2 separate regions of the Mus musculus genome follow, and region 2 is linked to region 1. Evidence: chromatin loops called from intact Hi-C (ENCODE). Cell type or tissue: left cerebral cortex. All regions are shown on one strand. Links, peaks and the distances in the headings refer to the core of each region. The heading gives the core; the rest is flanking DNA.

Region 1 (5,391 bases), core at 102-5,101:
ATTCTTCACATTCCCAGGTGATGAGTCTGTAGTCATGTTTTAGCGAGTGCAAAAGTCAGAAGAACCGTTTGCTTTTGCACGGATCTGGTTATGGTCAGTGATGCCTAATTGCCCTACTATAAGTTAGTGTATTTTACCAGCTACAGTCTGAATTCATTCCCATCTTTTCCTTAAAAGTTTGAAAATCCCTAGTGACAGGAATATTAATGTGCCAACAGTGTCATATCTATTTCAGCTCATACATATGCAATGTCTTTCTTTTCAAAGATTTATGTCAGACTTTGCTGAAGTGAGGTATTCTACCATTTTAGATAATAGCATGCCAAAGTGTTGCTCTCAGCCACATTCAGAACTCACTCAAGCAAATGGAGGGGCAGCCCTTCCTTTACGCCTTAAATTCATAGAAACTGTTATTTATCCTTATTTGATGAGAAAATCTTTCAGGGGGAAATGGTGTATTTTTAGAAGAAGATTATGGCCATCCTGTGGATTATCTTTTAATTAAGAATGGATGATTTGTGCCCACTCTGCTGTAGCAAACGCCTTGCTGCTAATGAAGTTTAAAAAGACTTACTTTATTTAATTACAGCTAATCACCAGGGTAAAATGTGGAATTTTCTTTGATCCTACATGTATTGTGGTAATCCCTGTGGCAGATAGCATCTCTTAACTTTATTTTGAGTTTTTCAGCTGGTCACATCTTGGCAAAACTTGGAATTATCTTATACTAAAGATTGTTTCCATTCACTCTGTAGCTCTCCAGGCTGGCATGAAAATACATAACATTTTTTTTAAGATTGCATATCCCTTAAGAAAAAGAATAATAGATTACTCAAATAGTTTCATCTTTTTCTGTGTCTACTATCTAGTACAGATTCTTTGCTCTTGTTTCGGGTTGAGGTGCAACATTATTGAGCAGTGTTAATGTGCCAAGTATTGACTTGGTACTAGGACTAGTCAGAGGAAGGTAAACACACTGTATCTCTTATGACCTAATTTTTAAAGATGAGCCATGTTCACTTTCTGCTGCATTTGATACAAGTAAATACCAATAGTTCAATTTGCTATAAAGCCAATAAGAATTTTGAATATGATTTGTTTTGCTTTGAAGCCATTAAATTGAAATTATATCGGTTTTTAGTATAGAATAGTACAGGCAATAATTATATTATACAGTTAAAATTCTGTATGCCAGCTCTGTCTTTCCTTTGGAAAGTGCAATAAGTGTTAGTGCATGTTCTAGACCTGTTTTTGATAGATCTTGAGAGACCATATTTTATTAATAGCTGTTGAGCCAGTTTTCATCTTAGTATGGTAAGTTCATGACTTTTCATCTTTTTCAATATCATGCTCACTCATAATCACACAGAAGGTTGAGTGCAATTCTTTGGTACACTTAATGATATTTATTATTTCAGGTATGTGTTATATATTCTGTATAGAATAGAGGTCAAATACAAATGGAAAAGTATCATTTATCTTTTTAATCTTCACTAGATCATTCTATTCTGGCAATCTTTAAAAGACTTGCATTTTTTTTCATGTCTCTATGTTTATTCTGACTTTTCATCTTAAGGAAAGTAAGTATTGACTTGTGGGCATAAAGCTCCTGAAGTGGCAGGTCCTTCTGCCTCCCTCACAGAAAATAAAAACTGCCAATTGTGAGTACCAAGAAGACGGAGGGAGGTGAAGATGGGACAGAAGAAAACACTAGTTTCACCTGCATTCCACCTGCTGGCATCCACTCAAAGAGAAGAGCAAACCACATCTGTACAAAACTCATGGTTTAAGATATTTCTTAAAAACAAAATTTTATTGGAAACAGTATATTTAAACCAATTACCATGAAAAAATGACATATTTCACCTTTTTGTGGTTTTATAATTGGCTATTCATCAAGGTATAGAACACAAAAGTCACCTAAAAGGATCAAAGAATCAAGGAGGGCCATTCAAATACCTCCACTTGAAAACATGAATAATTTATTAAAACTTTATTCTGTAACTTAAAAATAAAAGCAGATGACAGGGGAAAACTGCTCTGTTTGCATCTCCAAATGTGTTCAACTTTGATGAACAAATTTCAATATTTTTGCGTTCCTGGATTTTGCCAAGAGTTAAGCAGATTTTAAGTAGGTTTGTTGTTACATTATTCTTTAGGTCTTTATCTCACATCTTGAGTTCCATTACTATGCAATAATAAATCTCCTGTTACCATTTGCAAGGATGCTTAAACACATCTTTTCTCTGCTAGTTTTCACACTGTCCATACCTTGTAGTAAATTGCATGTCACATTATTCAGAAAACCCTGTATCTAGTAGCAAGTATTTAAATGTTTAAAGTGACTAAGGCTGAAGGAAGTTCTTCAAAGTGCAATTCATGTGTCTTTAAAAAAAGAATCAAACCTTATAAAGGGGAAGAATCAAAACAGAATTTGCAGTTGGTTTCTGTAATAAGTTAAACATCTGCAGTTTTGTCTCCATTGGGATTCAGGGCTGTGCTGAAGTCATATCCTGATAACATCTGCATATTACTGATAGCTTTTGCTGTATTCTTTGTGGTCTGCTGATGAGAGATTCTTTAACATCTCTTCAGTCATCAGGACCCCAGTTGGATCTCTTTACTTGTGACAGCCTTAAAGGTGGTTTCATTTACATTTGCTAAAATGTCACAATATAGGAAGATATTTTGAGTTTGATGTTTCATCCCTTCCTTTTTTTATCCGGATGCTAGTTTTAGCTTTTCAAATGAATGTCGAGCTCAAAATAGATTTTCCATGAAGTATATTTTGTCTGATTCTTGAAACACCATGTCTGCAGTAGAAGACTTGTTTTTTTCTCAAAAAGTTTTCAACAAGAAATGACACCTCTGCTCCTACTTGCATATCAACAATAGCAACACCGCAGCAAAGGGGCTGGGTTGTTCAGCAGCCAGTCACCTAGAACACTCCTGCTATTTTCACAGTTAGATATTGACAGAACCCGAGCTTTTTCTCCCTTCCTAATGACTTCAATTATGTTGGAGCTGAGTAAAATAGCCGACAAATAATGGGATTAACATATTTGGGGAAGTCCTTATTTTTCCACTGTCAGGAACACTGCTGATGTCTGTCCTATGTCAGGAAGAGATGGTGGAAGATTTTAAAATAGAACCATGATAACAAATATAGGCTTATAACAAAAATAAACATAGGTAGTCAAGAAGGGACATGTATTGCTGGATATAGCCCTCTTGACCCTTGAGCTGTACAACTACAGGTCAATATCTGTATATAACATAAACTTAAAGAGTCCCATATAAAATGAATTTTAAAAGATTAATTTGTTCTTGAGTCTAATTGTCTTGACTCTTGTAGAAATTTTTCTTTACTTCTCTAGAATTCATAGCATTTAATAAGATGTTAATTGCCATTTTTAGACTTGTCATAAAGCATTCCTACAATCCAAAATATTTGAAAATATTGCACTAATTTCTTATGTAATTTTTCCACAAGGAAAGAATTCACTGTTTGCTTTCGCAGTTTTACATTCAGTGACACACTTTTTTTTTAAAATACGTTCTTTTCTCATATACTACATTCTGGTCACGATCCTTTGCTCTTCTCAGCTCCCTTCCACATACCTCCCTTTTACCCCAAATCTACTCTCCTTTCACTTCCTCTTCAGAAAAGAGCAGATCTCCAAGAGAAGACAGCCCAACGGGACCAAACAAGATACAATAAGACAAGGTAAAAGTCCTCATACCAATGAGGGATTACAAGGCAACCCAATAAGAGGAAAACAATCCCAAAACCAGGCTAAAAACTGAGAGACACAGCTGCTTCCACTCTTAGGAGTTCCATGAAAACACAAAGCTACCAGCCTGTATATAGGCTATGCAGGTGACCTGCGCAGACCACACAGTGCAGGTGCGTCAGTTACAGTTTCTGAGAGCCCATGTGAGGCTGCATAGTTGAGTTAGAGCACTCTGTTGTCTTGGTGTCCTCCTTCCAGTGGGACACCTTTTAGTTGCTTATAATATTGCTTATTTTGGTGAATTTCTCAAATATACTTTAAAAGAATGAATATGCATGCTACAATATTGGAGAGAACATTCTATAACTGTTGAGGAAAATGCATTGCCACTTAAATTTTTTGTCTTAATTATGTTTTTGTATTGATGAGCATTTCCTTTTTTTTTTTCATTTTCTTTTCTTTTTTTTTTTTGGTTATTTTATTTTTTTTACATTTCAAATATTGTCCCCTTTCCTGGTCTCCCTCTGCAAACTCCCATCCCACCTGCCTTCCCCTTTGCCTCTTAGGGGATGCTCTCAGACCACCTACCCAATTATGCCTCACCACTCTAGTATCCCCCTATGCTGGGGCATCAAGCCTCCACAAGACCAAAAGCCTCCCCTCCCTTGGATGCCAGATAAGGCATCAATTATGTAGCAAAACGAATATGTGTAACATCTTTCTGATGAACTGGTCATTTTCATTTTTACATATGCCCTTTATATTTATGGGAATAGTCCTCCTCTTTAGGATTAATATTGATTGCCTTTAACATAAACATACTAACTAGGAAGTAAAGAGGCAGGGGATTACTTATTTTAGTGCATGAATACATAAGTGAACATCAAATGTGTATAACTCTTAGAAGTATTTTATCTTTACCGAAAATTGGAACTCAGTTATGAGCAGTAATAGATAAAATTGTACTCTACAAAATTTCATGTTCAACCAGAATGCCTTATTTCAAAATATTAATTTATAGCTGTAATTAATTTAGAATCCCATTCTATTGAATCAAGGAAATCCTTAAACTAAAGGGCTTGTGTTCCTATAGAAGGGAATACTACACACTAAGAGGTACACAAAAAAAGACCATCATGAGGTAAAGGAGGAAAAGGGTCCAAGATTACTGATAACCCCAAACCTATGAGAATAGTCACAGCTATCCTTCCCTCATGCAAAGGAAAGAAGCATACGGGCCTCCCAATCCTCGAGAGAAACAATATCTGCTCGTATGATCAGCCAGTTTGTTATCCTGCATCTCTGGGGCTCTCAGCAGCCATCAGAGTCCTCAATTAACAATCTCTCGTTATATTACTTAACCTGCACTGCCCTGACAAAATAAAATGGGTAGATTCAATATTAAAATAAAGAGACCTGGTGTTGGGAAAAAAAAAAGAATTCTTTCCATGTAGTTCTAGAGCTACAAAGTTCAAGACTGAGCTCTGAACCAGTTCAGCTCTCTGGTAAAGGCATTGGTCTTGTTTATAGACTGGATAGATTTACTGTTATGTTCTCACATGGAGAGAGGTGGAAGAGCTTCGCAGTTCTTCCCCTCTACTCACAAAGGCTGTTACCTGTCATAAACTCTATTGTTTTTAATAGGCTTACTTACTTA
Region 2 (5,391 bases), core at 107-5,106, 420 kb after region 1:
CACAGTTTATAAAGCACTTTCCCATGGTGTTCCAAAGTACTGATTTATATTAAATGATAATAAATGTAGAGAAGCTGGCATCCATAAGAGTAAGTACAACAGATATTATAGGACATGGGAAGTAGAGCCAAAGTTCTGGAACTGGCACTTATCATAGTTTACAATTAACTGCACATCACCTCTTTGAGTATTTCAAAAATACAGAAGCTTTCTTCATCTTGGCCAATCATTGTTCCCCAAAGTACCTAGCCCATAGTAACCACATATTAATCCACTTACTAAATAGCCATGATTTTCAGCTAGACTAGTGGCCGTAAAAATACTTAATTTGAAATTTAACTTTATGTCTCTAGATTACTCTGCAATTTCTCACATTAGTTTAAAAAATGGACAACATAAAAATAGACCTGAATTTGTGAAGTTAGACGCCCATCATTCCTCCAGCACAAAATTAACTGCTGCCTTCTTAGCATGGCTAGTGTTCCATCTGTTCAGTGTGTTTTCTCTGTTAGTCCTGAAGAAATTTCAACTTTCACTTTTCAGATAAGAGAATGACAGATTTTGTGAGTGCATGTGTGTGTGTGTGTGTGTGTGTGTGTGTGTGTGTCTCTGTGTGTCTGTGTCTGTGTCTGTGTATCTGTGTGTGTGTGTGTGTGTGTGTGTGTGTGTGTGTGTAGATGCTCCTGTGTGTATAGATGTGCATATGCTGAGATATGCATGTGGAGGTAAGATGACAACTTTTGAGAGTTGGTTCAATCCTTCCACCAGAGCTTCTGGTGACCAACTCATGCTAGCAGACTCACACTGTAAGCGCATTCACATCAAACCATCTCTCTGGCCTTATCTATTTTTAAGTTTGAAATATAACATTATACACATTTTTTAAAAGTCTACATATTGTAAACACATATAGCCTGACAAGAAAATAAGTTGAGCCATTGACTCATATAAAAATTAATTAATTATTTCATTCATTCATTCATTAATAAGCCACTACATCTCAAATTCACAGCTCTGGAAACAAAAGTGTTTTCAGGTGAGAATGCTCTTGCGGTATTAAGTAAATTAGTCTAGTCTTCTATGGTAATATACAAGTAAATGGTGAGTTAATTTTAAAATAGATGATAAACACATACTCCTTAAATAATCAAATATATGTATCTCCAATGCTCAACACCAAAGGCCAAATCTAAACAAGCAGAATGTACGTCAAGGATCTTGAGAAGTACCAAGTCCACGTTCTCTGAAAAAAAGGATGCTGGTTCCAAAGTACCATAAGTTCATTGGGATTTATTTCTGAACCTGATTTTTCTGCAGTTCCCTGTCTTTGTAGTGTTTATTACTCACCATAAGCTATAGATCTTGCCATCAATTCCTGAAGTAATCTTCTAGGGAGCTTCTGAATACAATACCATAATTAGAACAAGAGGATGCTGGCAGTTTCAGCAAATTAAAGTGCTTTCCAACATGCGTAGTTTAGGAAAGAGAATCAACATCCTAGATCGGTTCACTGAGCCTCTCTGCGATGCTCCACACATCCTCTAGATACTGCAGTAGATCACCAGGGAGAAGTCTGTGCTACGACATACATCCTTGTAGACACTGCAGGAGAAGGCCAGAGAGAAGGTGAAAAAATTGGAGCTGCCTTAGAACAAGGCAGAATATGATGGTGAGATTTCACATAACTCATCGAAAGGAGTAAACAAGAGACGGCATCCAGAATTCCAAATCCATTTAAGAGTTAGGAAAGGTCTTCTGCTTAGTTAATGTCAGTGGTACTCAAACAGGTGTCCTTCCTTGTAATGAAAATAAATACCATCCATCAGATATCAATAACTAGTTATTGATGAGATACAAGAAAGGTGTGAGGCAAGCTCCTTCTTGGGGCTGAGAGCCTAAAGATCCCGTTGGCCGACCTGAAGCTCATCCAGACCAGCCTTCACAGTGTCAGGATTTTTATGGCCAGTAGGGCTTGAGTTACCTTTGAGTAGGTTGACAAGGACACCCTGAGTAGCCCAAAACTGTAATGACCATTCTCTGAAAACCCTCCTGTGACCCCCTCAGCTCCCAGTCTCCCAGTCTCTGAGCCCACCCGTAGCAGTAACCATGGTTTTCATGTGGCTGAGCCTGCCACCGGCCTGAATTGTGAATAATAATACATTTTTAAAGGATATTTTGCCTGGTCTATTTTGAATGATGTAGAATTTGCAAGAAAAACTGCTTTTGTGGAATACTTAAGCAATGAAATAATGTAAAAAGTAACTTTAGGTTTGTACGGCCATGGTTCTCTAACTGCGGGGCATTATCCTTTTTGCTTTCCCTAGAAATTAGACACAGAAGTTCTCAGGAGACTCAATTCTGGAAAACCTATGAAAATGGAATTTATATCGAAAATAAATGAATTTGAACTAATCACTTACTGTGCTAATAAAAACTGACAAGTAAATTTACACTCTCTTTTTTACCTGCTCCTGCATGCTTAGTTTGCAGTTCTAACAATAATCTAATAAATGTTTTTTCTGATCAATACTTAATACTTCTATCAATACTTAATATCTATCTCTAGAATGCCAAGAAAGCTGGCCTACCCACCTCTTTGCTAACAGGAAGAAATCATTCAATCCTGGGCAGGCTTTGATGAAATAGGGCGTGAAGTGAGCCTCCCTTTGCCAACACAGCAGCAATGTGTTTTCTGTTTCAACAGAACTTCCACAAACTTGTGATTTATTTGAAAGAATATGTGGAAGATAGGGGAAAAGAAAAGGTTGGGGGTGGGGCGGAGGCGGAGGGAATGAAGCATCTGGAAACCTTCTTGCCAAATGGTAACTTTCTGGAAGTTTCCTCATTTAGAAGTAATTTCTGGAAAATTTCTTGATTAATACAAATCCGTGAACAAACTTAAAAATGATGGCTTTGTTATTGCTTTGGCACAATATGTTAACAACATCGAGAGAGCGCTGCCAAAACTCTGAGAGTCCTTTCATGCGGATTATGGTCTTGTTTACATATCCAGCTGTACTGAAGCCTTGTCCATGGTGGTAACCTAACAATGTTCCCAGTGGGGGTGCCCATTAGGGGAGGGAGACTAACTGAAGTTTAGTTTGTTTAAATTGAGCAAGAATGCACAGCGGTGCTCAGATCTTAGGGGAATGTGTTGGAAGCACACCCCTTCTAAGGTCTGTTTTCATTTATTTAACGGGAAGTTTGCGTTGCTCAAAAACTGCAAGGCACAAACTTGCCACACAAAATGCCTTCCAAATGTTTACTGTGGTCTACACAGAAGTGAGGAAAAGCCAGAAATCCTGGAGTAAAATTCTGAGGGGAAAAAAGTAATCTTTGCCTCTGTCTTATTTGTTAGTTAAAACTCCAAACCATTTTCTGTTATGGATATGCATGAAATATGTACAAAATATACATACCCACATGGGAACATGTAAATCTGATAAGAAATACAAAACACATTGCAGAATGCAAATTTAGAATTGTGAGAAATTGGTTTGCATTAACAGGACATTCATGCAAATAATTTCCTTTTTGTTAGTTTGCACTTATTTATATGCAATGATCTTGGTGAGATTTTACTTTATGAGTTCTATTGAAGAAAAAAATTCAAAACAAGAACACAAGAAATGATGAAATTAGTTTTTTATGTTTGCTAAGCATTTTTGCAATGATTTAGTTGTGTATGTTACTATCCGGAAAAAAAAAAAAAAAAGTACAAAGGATAGGAATGTCTCTACACTAACCTTCTGACATATCTAAAGTCTATAAGTGAACGTCTACTCCAAAGAAATATGTACTCTTTCTGCATACAATCTTTTCTGGTAGCAGAACATCAGAGGTAGAGCAAATACACCCCAGGCAAAGGCTGTGTATGGAGCCTAACTGGGTTAAATAAAACCCCTGACAGAATGTTTTCTTTCTGATGCCAACTGAGAGACCAACATGCTTCTGTTATGCTAAAAATGCATCAAAGTTTAAGTTGATCTATTGGGTATCATCTGAGTAAAAATAAAACTGTTCTTGGAAAACTCACAAATCATATTTCTTCAAATTATGTGCTAATCCAATTTTGTGAAAGTAATTTTCATCAGAGGAATTTATTTTTAGTCTAATCAAAATGTGAAACTCCAACTGCTCTCAAGGGCTCATACCTATAATCCCAGCACTCAGAGGAGGAGGCAGGGAGACTAGGAGTTCAAGGCTAGTCTGGGCTACATGAGACCTGGCCCCAACCAATAAACAAACAAAATGAAAATTCCAGGGAGGACGAGGGGAGCTATGAATTTTATTTCTAAAGAAAAAAAATTAGGTTTGTAATGGTAGACAATCTTAATATTTAATATCAGTGAGTCAGTATATTAATTAGATGCATTTTTTACTCCTATTCTAATCGATACAAAAATATAAAATTGTCCACTTTGTATGGAGCCATTGAGACCCTTTATTTTTATGGCTTCTGAAGAACCTCATGAAGCTGACATAGTTGTGGATCTGTTCTCAAAACTATGGTGAGCAATATTCACATTGTTAACACACCTGGGATGACAAACATCATTGTTCACAGATGCAGCTTCCTTCTGACCTAGCACCGAGTTTTACACTCTCACATCTTAACACAGCTTTGAGTCAGTGTTAAAGAATGGAAAGCAATGTAACAAAATATAAGGGCAAGGAACACCGTATCTGGATGCCTTCATTTTTGACACTATTCTACTTACAATACTTCTGAGTGAGTTTTACATCCTGCCTCTGCTAAAGTTTCTTTATCTGTAAAAATGGAACCAATAATAGTAAATTTTCCACTGGAGAGTTTTAAAGGTTATCTGAAATAATGAATGCACAATACTAAACATAAGTATTCTGCACATAGTAAACTTTAAATAATTGGCATATAGAAGGATGGATTTGAGTGGATAGATATTCGTTTTTGTTAACCTTTTTATCCACATCTAGTAGCTTATGTGCTTAAAAGAAGCTAGTAAAACCATATTTTTCAAATATCAGAGGGCTTGTTAACATGGTGTACTGAAAATATTCCACAATAGTCGTGATAATATCCAACATCCTAACTTGGAAATACTTTAAAACTCTTCAATTAATATATGACAAGTCTGAATAAAACATCAAGAGTAAGCTTTTTATATACCACTTCAAGAATTATCTAATAGAAAATACTGCAAGGTTGAAAGAAAACAGGAGTAGTTTATGGTGCGATATAGTCATGTGGTCCTATAAATGTTATTAATAAGATACATCTAATATCATAATGTTTTCAGAATATTATGTTCAGTATATGGTGATGCCTCACTGTATTTTCTTAGATTCAAAGTCCACAGTTGCTTGTGTGCACTTGTACCAAGAATGACTATCATAGGCAACTGAGCTCTC

Evidence for each region. Peaks named below come from ENCODE experiments on the same cell type or tissue, not always from the same donor. Only the 100,000 strongest peaks of a DNase experiment are listed, where the experiment ranks them.
Region 2: a loop joins it to region 1, with 4 times the contacts of the local background. A loop is called at or near these places in 2 of 42 quality-filtered maps.

The regions. Positions count from the first base shown.
Region 1 is chr13:79,042,335-79,047,725 of GRCm38, reverse strand. No RefSeq gene overlaps it. Among named protein-coding and RNA genes, the nearest start is that of Gm25383, 120 kb to the left of the region's middle. In left cerebral cortex, for the core only: no CTCF peak of the experiment used is centred there; a DNase peak (open chromatin) is centred at 2,678.
Region 2 is chr13:78,626,878-78,632,268 of GRCm38, reverse strand. It overlaps Gm32067 (a long non-coding RNA gene), which reads right to left. Exons shown (of 4, transcript XR_382673.2): 2 at 1,348-1,602. Among named protein-coding and RNA genes, the nearest start is that of Gm32067, 150 kb to the right of the region's middle. In left cerebral cortex, for the core only: no CTCF peak of the experiment used is centred there; DNase peaks (open chromatin) are centred at 442, 1,583 and 2,995; H3K27ac peaks cover 318 bases.